Regions from separate parts of the Mus musculus genome. Here region 1 is linked to region 2. Evidence: chromatin contacts called from ENCODE Hi-C or POLR2A ChIA-PET data. All regions are on one chromosome and are shown on one strand. Each heading gives the region's core, a stretch centred on a gene start or an enhancer-like site at or near the end of the contact. The rest is flanking DNA. Distances are from core to core; before and after follow the strand shown.

Region 1 (4,860 bases), core at 562-3,061, 34 kb after region 2:
GGGAAGAGGAAAAAAAAGGAGGAGAATATGGAGGAACAATAGCAACCTCAGCCACAAAAAGGAAAGACAACAAGAAAGCTGAAGATGTCCATCTACCAGCCAGGGAGACTGTCTGTCCTCCAGATTTGTATCAACATCAACATAAATCTCTATTATTTAAACTACACAGTCTTTCATATCATGTCCACAGCAAACAGAACACTGAATGTTAAGTCTTTCAGGCTACTCTTCAACTAGAAAATTAAACAGTTCATCTCAGTAGCTATGGTACAGTAAACAATGCTATATACAGTGATTGGATATCATTTACATTTGTTGGGAAGCTAAGTTTCTGCCAGACTATGACTGGAAAATCACCAGCTTCTTGCCCATAAGCTCTCAGGAAGCAGTGCCTGCTTCACTGTTAGAGCAGAGCAGCTTCAGTTGCCTGAAACCCACATGAGAGATGGGAGTGGGAATGTGTCTTTACTGGTAAACTGTTTGTCTAGCAAGCAGGAAGCCCTGAGTTCAATCCTAACCCAAACCCTAGCACACCTAACCCTAACCCCAGGTCCAATCTGAAACCTAACCCAACACTTCTTCCTGGCAGATAGTCTCAGGGGCGTCCCATCTCTCGCCATGAGAAATAGAAGGATCAAATATTCAAGGTCACTCTGCTACATAGTAAGTTCATGGTCAACTTGGGATACAAAATACCCTGTCTCAAAACTATAAAATAAAATGAAGACGCCATGGAAACTCAAGATGGTCCTTACACGATTCCCCAGAAGCCCCTCTAATTCTCCAACATTGTGTTAAATTTAAATATTTTATTGGGAGGGTACTACACTGGTATGCCTTTTTGTAAGTCATCTATGCTTGAGGTAGGAGTTCCTAGTAATGAGGGTACCCGAGTCACGTGCTTCTATAAGAAACTATAATAAGCTCATTGTTTTACCAAGCTGGATTTGAATGAGATTTTTTTTTTTTTGAGGCAGGGTTACTCTGTGTAGCCTTGGCTGTCCTGGAACTCACTTTGTAGACCAGGCTGGCCTTGAACTCAGAAATCCACCTGCCTCTGCCTCCCAAGTGCTGGGATTAAAGGCGTGCACCATCACCGCCCGGCAAGATCCTTTCTTTAATCTGTCAATGTCCTCTATTTAGGGTTTATAAACATTTATTTACATCTCCCCAAAGAGGGAAAAGTCCTGTGAGAACTTATCTCCAGTCATGAAAACCAATTAAAAAAATATGGACTTAAATACCAAAGCTAGAACAAAGTTTCTGGAAGAAAACATTGACGAATAGCCTTTGGATAGACAAAAATTTCTTCATACTAAGACAATAAAAAAAAAAGTTTTCAGAAATTTACCAGGATGATGGGAAAATTGTTTTAAAATGATGTACTTAGTACCGCCACTTATTTGCGAATTAACAATAAAGGGTTTATTCTTTTTTTTTTTTTCAACATTCAATAAACGATGACGACACGCCCATCACTGTGCTAGCAACTGAGGGTACCATAGTGAAGACATGGGTCCTATTGGGCAAGAATAACGTGGTATCAACTGCTTCACGAGGTCAGCTCTTGACAGTCACCCACTTGGTTCTGGCCACAGCCCTTGTGATTCGGATCTGCAAATGAAACTCCAAACAGGTCGCAGTTCCGGCTCCAGCCAGGAGAGGGTGGCCTTGCCCGGGATCAAGCAGCGCTGTCAGCTTACGGGGTCACCTCTACGAGCGGAACCAACAGGCTGAGATACAGATTTCAGAGGGGCTGGTAACGGGTAAGCACCGGGCGGGCTCATTCGCCTGGCACCGAAGGAAGTAACAGAGCAAGAGAGAGCGGCGGCTTCCTGCTGGTGGCTCCGCCCCTCCGCTCCATTCTTTCCCGACCCTGGCTCTCACCCGTCTGTCGCCGGGTTCCCCGGGAGCCCGGGGCTCGATGGTACCGATGGAGACGCAACTGCAGAGCATTTTCGAGGAGGTGGTGGTGAGTGCCACTGTCCGTAAGCCAGAGCCATGGCTCCGGGAAGTGCAGGCTGCGTGCGGCTCCAGGCTGCGGGCCTGGGCCAGCTCCTTTCCCGCCCCTATGTTGACATAGGCGTCTGAACCGGGGTGGCGGTCCCCCCATCCCCGGACTGCTGCCAGATCTAAGAAAGTGCTGTTAGTTCCCGCCGCGGTCCCCATAAAAGTGTCGTGCTCTATCTGTATTGCCCGGGAATATTTCTCTCGGGGACATCTCCCACCCCGCCCCCTTTTAGTAGTCAGATCGTTTACTAGTTTTTGTTTGTTTGCAGAAAACAGAAATTATAGAAGAGGCCTTCCCAGGGTGAGTATGTGGCAGGCAGATCTTTGTGTGTGTGTGTGTGTTTTTTTAATTGTTGTTTGTAGATTTATCTTTGTTAGATTCCACTTAAGTTGGTTTTGAGGAGTTAAAAAAAATCTACCTTGCAGGATGTGTACCTGTTTAAAACTAGCAGCAGATAATGTGATTTTTGTTTTTTCAGAATGTTTATGGATACCCCCGAGGATGAAAAAACAAAACTAATTAGCTGCTTGGCGGCCTTCCGGCAGTTTTGGAGTGGACTTTCTCAGGTGAGACATTTCATGTTGAACATCCACTTAATGACGTTTGACGCCTTCCTTTTTACTTTTTACATCTTCTTTGATCTTTTTCTTAAGATCGTTTAGGAAAGGGAAAAATAAGACTGCTGTCATTTTATGTAAATGTACTTACTGGAGAACCTGTGTTAAAAGTTCAAGGTAATAAGATTGCAGTGGGAAATGTTTTAAAAATTTCCTTCTATGTTATATTATGTAAGGTAGTTTTTATCCTCTTTGTATAAATTGGCTTTGAATGGAAACAGATATGCTAAACTTTTCTCGTAAAAGAAAAATGTCACTATTCAAAAAATGGCCCAGTATTTATAAATATGTCCTCATAAAGACACTGTGATAGAGTCCCCACTAGAGTAGTATTTCTCATGATGCACTGTAGACAGAGAAGTGAGCCGCTGGGCTTTCTGTGCCTGTGAGCTAGTATAAAATTTGCCACCCAGTTATGGATCCTAAAGGCAATATGTTCATGTTTTAAACTTTCTATTTTCAACAGGTCATGCTTTGACGTGAACCTGAAATATATAAGGCAAGCGTGACCAAGCTCCACACGCTGGCCGTCTTCCTGATCTAGCTCAGCCACCTGCCCTTCCTGTCTGAAGCCAGCATCCTAGTTTGTGTTCCCAGAACTGTTTAGCTATAAGACTGTCTCTCTGTGTCCTGAGTTCTAGGATTATAAAGCCATCTTCGTTCTTTTCTCTTTAAACAGTGCTGGGGTGTGGGGGGTGAACACAGGGCCTCACACACTGGTCTCCGAACATGTGAACATGTGTCCACATGCTAGGCACACAGTCGTCTCTGAACTACATCCTCAGGCTCACAATTATTATTACTATTATTATTTTCTGCTTTTTGAGTTCGAGACCACGCTGGCCTCGAACTCAGAAATCCACCTGCCTCTGCCTCCCAAGTGCTGGGATTAAAGGCGTGCGCCACCACCGCCCGGCTCAGAATTATTTTTATAGAATCACCATATACCATAGGTATTGGTCAGCAGTTAGCTCTGTACTTCTCACCATTAATAATAAGTTCTAAAGGTATTTCAAGGAATTTTTTGAGTTACAGTTTCTTTCTTACTTCTTATAGCGGTGTAGCATATTGTTATGTGTCCTTACCACCTATATTTATTAACTACCTTCTTGCTTTCAAATTTTTCTTTCTTTTTTTCCAGATAGAGTTTTGTTATGTAGCCCAGGTTAGACTTGAACTTTTAGTCTGCCTTCCTCTGCTTCCTGGTGTCATAGGATAGACCACCATGCTTAGCTAGATGTTTCTCTTCACTTTTTACTTACTTTGGGTGTGAGTGTGTGTGTGTGTGTGTGTGTGTGTGTTCAAGACAGGGTTTCTCTATATAGCCCTGGCTGTCCTGGAACTTTGTTGAACAGGCTGGCCTCAAACTCAGAAATCCGCCTGCCTCTGCCTCTCAAGAGCTGGAATAAAAGGTGTGCGTCACCACCGCCGGCCCACTACTTTTTTTTTTTTTTTTCGAGACAGGCTTTCTCTGTATAGCCCTGGCTGTCCTGGAACTCACTTTATAGACCAGGCTGGCCTTAAAGTCAGAAATCTGCCTGTCTCTGCCTCCCAAGTGCTGGGATTAAAGGCGTGTGCCACCACTGCCCGGCCGGCCCACTACTTTTAAGTAGTGTTACAGTAAGTAGTACTATTGATCAGGCATAGGATTGAATATTGGGCATAATATTGGTATAAATCAAAAGCTTTTTTTTTTGTCTTAGTTATGGAGGGGAGGTGTATAACACACATGATATAATCTCAGTGTAACGCAGATTTGCCTGGGATTTGATCTGTAGTCCAGATTGGCCGTGAACTCATGACCCTCCTGTCTCTATGTCCTCAGTACTGAGATATACGCATTCATAATCACCCCAGCAATTTATAATTTTAAGGAAATTACCTAATTATTTCTTATAAGGGTTATCTAGTTTACATTATCAATACCAACAACCAATATAATTTCCTGAAGGCATATAATAAAATAGTAATACTTTCTTATCCTTGTGTATCAAGCACTGGGAAATTTTATCTTGGTAAAATTTACTTTTTATCTTTCAATATTTAGCACATTTTATGCATTTTTAATTTTAAAATATTTGTTGGTCTTTTTATTTTAACTTTGTGTGTGTGTATGTGTGTTTGTGTGTGTGTGTATGTGTGTGACAGTACTTGTGTACAGGTCAGAGGACAACTTACAAGAGAGAGTCTCTACTATACGGACCCTGGGAATCAAACTCAGCAAGTGCCATG
Region 2 (4,916 bases), core at 33-2,532:
TCAGGAAGAAAAAGAAAAGAACAATCTAAAAATACATTTAGGACCCAGATTTAGCTCCCAAGGGGTTTGATTCCTTGAGTGACAAACTAAGACAAAGGTAAGGGCAAGAAAGCCGCAAGGAGGGCTGTGTAAGTCCTGGAAAGATAAACTCTGAGGAGCTACTGAGGATTTGTTGTCCTCACGGGTCATAGCTACAAACTGCTTGACCTTTCTTGGGAAACAGAAAGGAGAGCTGACATATGTTAGCCCGAGGAATCTGAGAGCAGCTGCAGCCAGCCAGATGTGAAAAAAAATACTGCATTTGGTTTTGGCTGGAGGTGCTGGGTGAGTAGTCAGGCAGGAGACATCCAAAAAGAAGTCGGAGATGATGGTGGCTTGGGTTGGGGGAAGGTATCATTTAACATCTCAGGGGAACACACAGATTGCCTAAAGAAAAGATCACTGGGTAAGAAGGATGTAGAGTGAGGTCTTGAGTAACATTCAATGAAGATAAAGATAAGTCCGTCAAAAAGCAAGTATGTCTTGGAAACGAGCGTTTCAAGATTATCCAGGAAGCAGGGGGAGAGAACGTTTTAAAAAAGAAAGAAAAAGATAAAACCCTCAACAACATTCATGTATTGTTAGGGACATTCAGATAGGAAACAGGGGAGGGGGGTGGATTAGTCTCTAAAGGAGCACTTAATTCATATGGGGGGGGGGAACAGAGCAAAGTGAGGAAGGAAGCAAAAGAAGTAATCTCCACATGGTAAATAAACAGAATGAAATGTTGATAAAGATCAACAGATCCTTAAGACGTATGTGTCAAGTGATTTCAGTTGCTAAATTCTTGCTCGTACAGTATTCGTACCAGTCAAAAATTGCTTGCGCTCTAATTATAAACACGTGGAAAACAAAATCAGTCCAGCACGGTCTCAGATTTCTGTCAGAAATGCTGGACACAATAACTTAGCATTCTAACCTAAATTGCAACACAAACAAACCTAATGCTGGACACAATTACTTCACATTCTGACTTAATAGCGACACAAGCAAGCCTAAGTGGGAAGGCAGGCACTTCAATCTGCCACCAAGCTTGTAAGACTAAAATGAACAGTTTTGCTTACCACACAAAGGATCTTGTATTTCTTGAGACTGTCTTTCTTAATGGGCTCCTCTGTGGCTAATGCTAGCCTGGAATCCATTGTTCCCGTAGCTGTGTAAACCTGTCTAGCCAGAAAATAAGGCTCTTTCTTCCCTCTGGGGAGGGAAAAAGGAACTGTCCTGCCTGCCCCAGCTGTGACTGACTTTTAAATCCGGGAGAAAAGCAGAGCTCTGTAGCGATTGGTCAATTGAAGAGGGAAAAGCCTTGTTAACAAACAGCGTTGCCCACAGAATAAAGTCCATTTCTCTCTCGGACATTGTGGACAGCAGTTCTTTACAGCTTTAGAAGTAATAATGCATACTAATCGGGATATGTAGATAGCAAGAATAGAATATTAATCACACTTATAAAAAGCTACTCATTTGTTTTGTTTTTGTCTGTGGAAAGAACTTGTGTCACTTCTTATCTCCTAAGCACCAGGATTACATCATGTGTCCCCCAATTTACAAATTGCTGGGAACTGAATCCATGGCTTCATACCAGCTGAGCTCCACCCCAGCTCGGTTGCTTTCTGGGTTTTGTTTCTGTTTGTGTGTTTGGCAGTATCATATACCATGTTAGTCAGAGTGGTTTTCCAAGCCCTCCTATCTCAATCTTCCAAAGGCTGACAAGAAGCCCTGTACAGGGAGTTTGTACATCCATATAGATGTCATGCTGCAGTTGCAAGCTAGTACATTTATTAAAGGACTGGAGGACTGGAGAGACAGCTCAGCAGTCATGAGCTCTTGCTTGCTTCTGCAGAGAAAGTTCAGATCTCAGCACCTCTGTCAGGCTGCTCAGCAGTTCCAGCTCCGGGGACCCGATTTCCTCCTCTGTCCTCCAAGGCCCCCTGCACTCATACACACACACACACCCCGCCCCCAACATACACACACACACACAATATACATTAAGTAATTAAAACAAAATAAAATGTGTTTGATTATAATAGAAATTCTGAAACTACTATAAAGATTTTTTTAATTATGAGAGGAGTGTATCTTACATTTTAGAATGTCTACAGTTTAAGAATTATTTTAAAGCAAACGACAAAATAGTATGTGTGGTGGTTTGATAGGAAGGGCTCCCATAAGCTTATATATTTGAGTGCTTAGTCACCAGAGAGTGGCGCTATTTCTAGGAATCAGATGGATTAAGAGGTGTAGTCTTGTTGGAAAAAGTGTGTCCCTTGAGGGTGGGATTTGAAGTTTCAAAAGTCCACTGTCTCCTCCCCCTCTTCCCCCACCCCCCTCTCTCTCAGTCTCAGTAGATAGATGGAGAAATAAATAGATAGATAGGTAGGTAGATAGATAGATAGATAGATAGATAGATAGATAGATAGATAGATAGATAGATAGAGGGATGGATAGATATATTCCTACCTATGGATCAGGATGCAAAACTCTCCAAAGCTACTTCTCCAGTACTGTCCAGTACTGTCTTCTCCAGTACTGTGCTCCCAGGCAAGATGATAATAGACTAACCTTCAAAAATATACCTAAGTCCACACTTACATGTTTTCTCTGATAAAAGTTGCCTTGGTCATAGTGTCTCTTCACATTGATAGACTAAGATACTATGTTTTCACTGTTTTTTGCATTATATGGTATTTTGTTAGGGTTCTCTAGAATCACAGAACTTATGGGTAGTCTCTATATAGGAAGGGAATTTGTCTGTAGTCCAACTCCCCAACAATGGTCAGCAGCAGCTATGAATGGAAGTCCAAGGCTCTAACAGCTACTCAGTCCCACAAGGCAAGCAGTCAAAGAAAAGAGTCTTCCTTCTTCCAATGTCCACAAATTGGAATCCAGCAGAAGGTGTGGGGTGTGGACCAGATTAAAGGTGTGTACCACCAAGCCTGGATCTGGGACTTGCTTTATTCCAGATGATCTTGAACTCAGAGCTCTCCCTGCCTTACTCTCCTGGGATTCATAGCCACTATGCCTCAAGATCTCCATGCCAAGTGTTGGGAGCTATTAAGACAACACTATTGTCCTGATCTCTGAATTGGGCCTCCCCCCCCCAGAAGAAAAGGGGGTCAAAAGCAGGCCACCGACACATCGCTCTGAGAACAACCACAGATTGTTCCAGCCCTAAATCAGCGCCGGATGTCCTGACCTCAAGATGTACCCTGATACCTCCAAGTTCCTGCTTGCTTCCCCGTGTAGTCGCCAAAAGAAAAATTTCCGCTGCCCCATCCCTCCTGCTGAGAAGTACTTCCTCTTTTTCTGCTGCCCCATCCCTCCTGCTGAGAAGTACTTCCTCTTTTTCTGCTGCCCCATCCCTCCTGCTGAGAAGTACTTCCTCTTTTTCTGCTGCCCCATCCCTCCTGCTGAGAAGTACTTCCTCTTTTTCTGCTGCCCCATCCCTCCTGCTGAGAAGTACTTCCTCTTTTTCTGCTGCCCCATCCCTCCTGCTGAGGTGCATTTCCGCTGCCCCATTCTTCCTGCTGAGAAGTACTTCCCCTTTTGCTTGTGCATTTAAACCTTGAGCCTTGCTAATACAGTGAGACCTTGATGTTACTCAGACTGCTTCCATGTGTCGTTCATTGCACAAGGTTCTCGCCTCTCTCTACCCCCCATTTGGTTCTTAGGAGAAGGTCCCCTTGAGACCCTCGAATAACTTGACCTGCTGGACGGGTCAGACAAGATCCAGGTCAGAAACTTGTATCTCCCAGCCTCAAGATCACAGGTGAGCCTTCTAATTCTAGATTGTAGTTCATTCCAGATATAGTCAAATTGACAAACAGAAATAGCCACTACTACAGTATTAAGTAGCTTTCCAAGTAGGAAGGAGTTGGACTGGACCAAGTTTTATTAAGTCTCCTTACCCACTGGGCTACTATGAATGCAGATGAGAATGTGCCACAGACTTGCTTCATGATGCTAAGGTTGGATCAAGCAACTGACAGCTGCAGAACTTGAGTCTTTGATGTTTTCTTCCCTTCTCTGTCTCCACCCCTATCACTGGGGCCTCTAATGGCTTCAACATCTATGTAGTCCAATTCTTGGCTTCCTTTAGTTCCAGCCAAAGGGACCCTGTTCTCAGGTCCAAGACAGTTCCATCACTCTAACTTGACCTGATAGAGTACTCATTCCTGGCAGCTGGAGGTTGCTCAGCCCTGTTTGAAGGGATACAGTTCATCAGGGCAGGAATAATTCGATGACTCTATGATGGCTGCTTTCTCACGCCTTAAGAAATGTTTTCACGAATTATCTGATGTCAAACTAAGGATAGCTTTAAGGATGTTTGCTCAATTAGGAAATGATTGCTTAGTATGTGTAAGTTCATAGGTTCAGTTTAAGTATTTAGAAATGACATGTGCCCCTCATAATTGTTTTATTCTTCTCTGTCAAATGAGTAGATTAAAGCCCTGGTTGTTTAAATGATGTGGTTACTTTCTCAGTATTGCCTGTTTGCTAAACATCAGAATAAGACCTGGAGCCCAAGTCTTCTAATTTCCCATTCCAAGCCTATTTTAAACAATCAACTAAAAGGTCCTTGTGGTGGTTTGAGTAGAAATTGCCCCCATAGGCTGGTCTGAACATAACAGAAAACTGCAATAATAAGTTTCTGTTGTCTAATGTATATAGACTGGGGCTTCACATTATGTTTACTCTGTCATGAGATAAAGATTCAGGTCAATGGAAAAAAGTAAATAAATAACAGTGGAGTCAAAAGTCATACTGAACTCTTCAAGTTGTGATGACATTAAAGCCAGTGAGTTTTAGAATACAGTATTGTGGAATATTAGTTCCATAAGCACTGCCTGCCTTGTCAAACAAACTCTGAGAAC

The links. Hi-C counts contacts between places; a loop is a spot of excess contacts on that map. ChIA-PET counts read pairs that join two places held with the same protein, here RNA polymerase II (POLR2A).
Region 1: a loop to region 2 is called in a map of mouse embryonic stem cell, with 1.8 times the contacts of the local background. The contact joins the promoter of Med23 here to the promoter of Enpp3 in region 2. A Hi-C loop is called at or near these places in 1 of 37 maps with a recorded cell type or tissue (mouse embryonic stem cell). POLR2A ChIA-PET finds 5 or more read pairs at or near these places in 2 of 5 experiments (Patski and embryonic stem cell).

The regions. Positions count from the first base shown.
Region 1 is chr10:24,868,175-24,873,034 of GRCm38, forward strand. It overlaps Med23 (mediator complex subunit 23), which reads left to right and starts at 1,812. Exons shown (of 30, transcript NM_001166416.1): 1 at 1,812-1,972; 2 at 2,280-2,311; 3 at 2,490-2,577. The coding sequence starts at 1,925.
Region 2 is chr10:24,834,913-24,839,828 of GRCm38, forward strand. Enpp3 (ectonucleotide pyrophosphatase/phosphodiesterase 3) reads right to left here and starts at 1,283. Exons shown (of 25, transcript NM_134005.2): 1 at 1,104-1,283. The coding sequence starts at 1,181.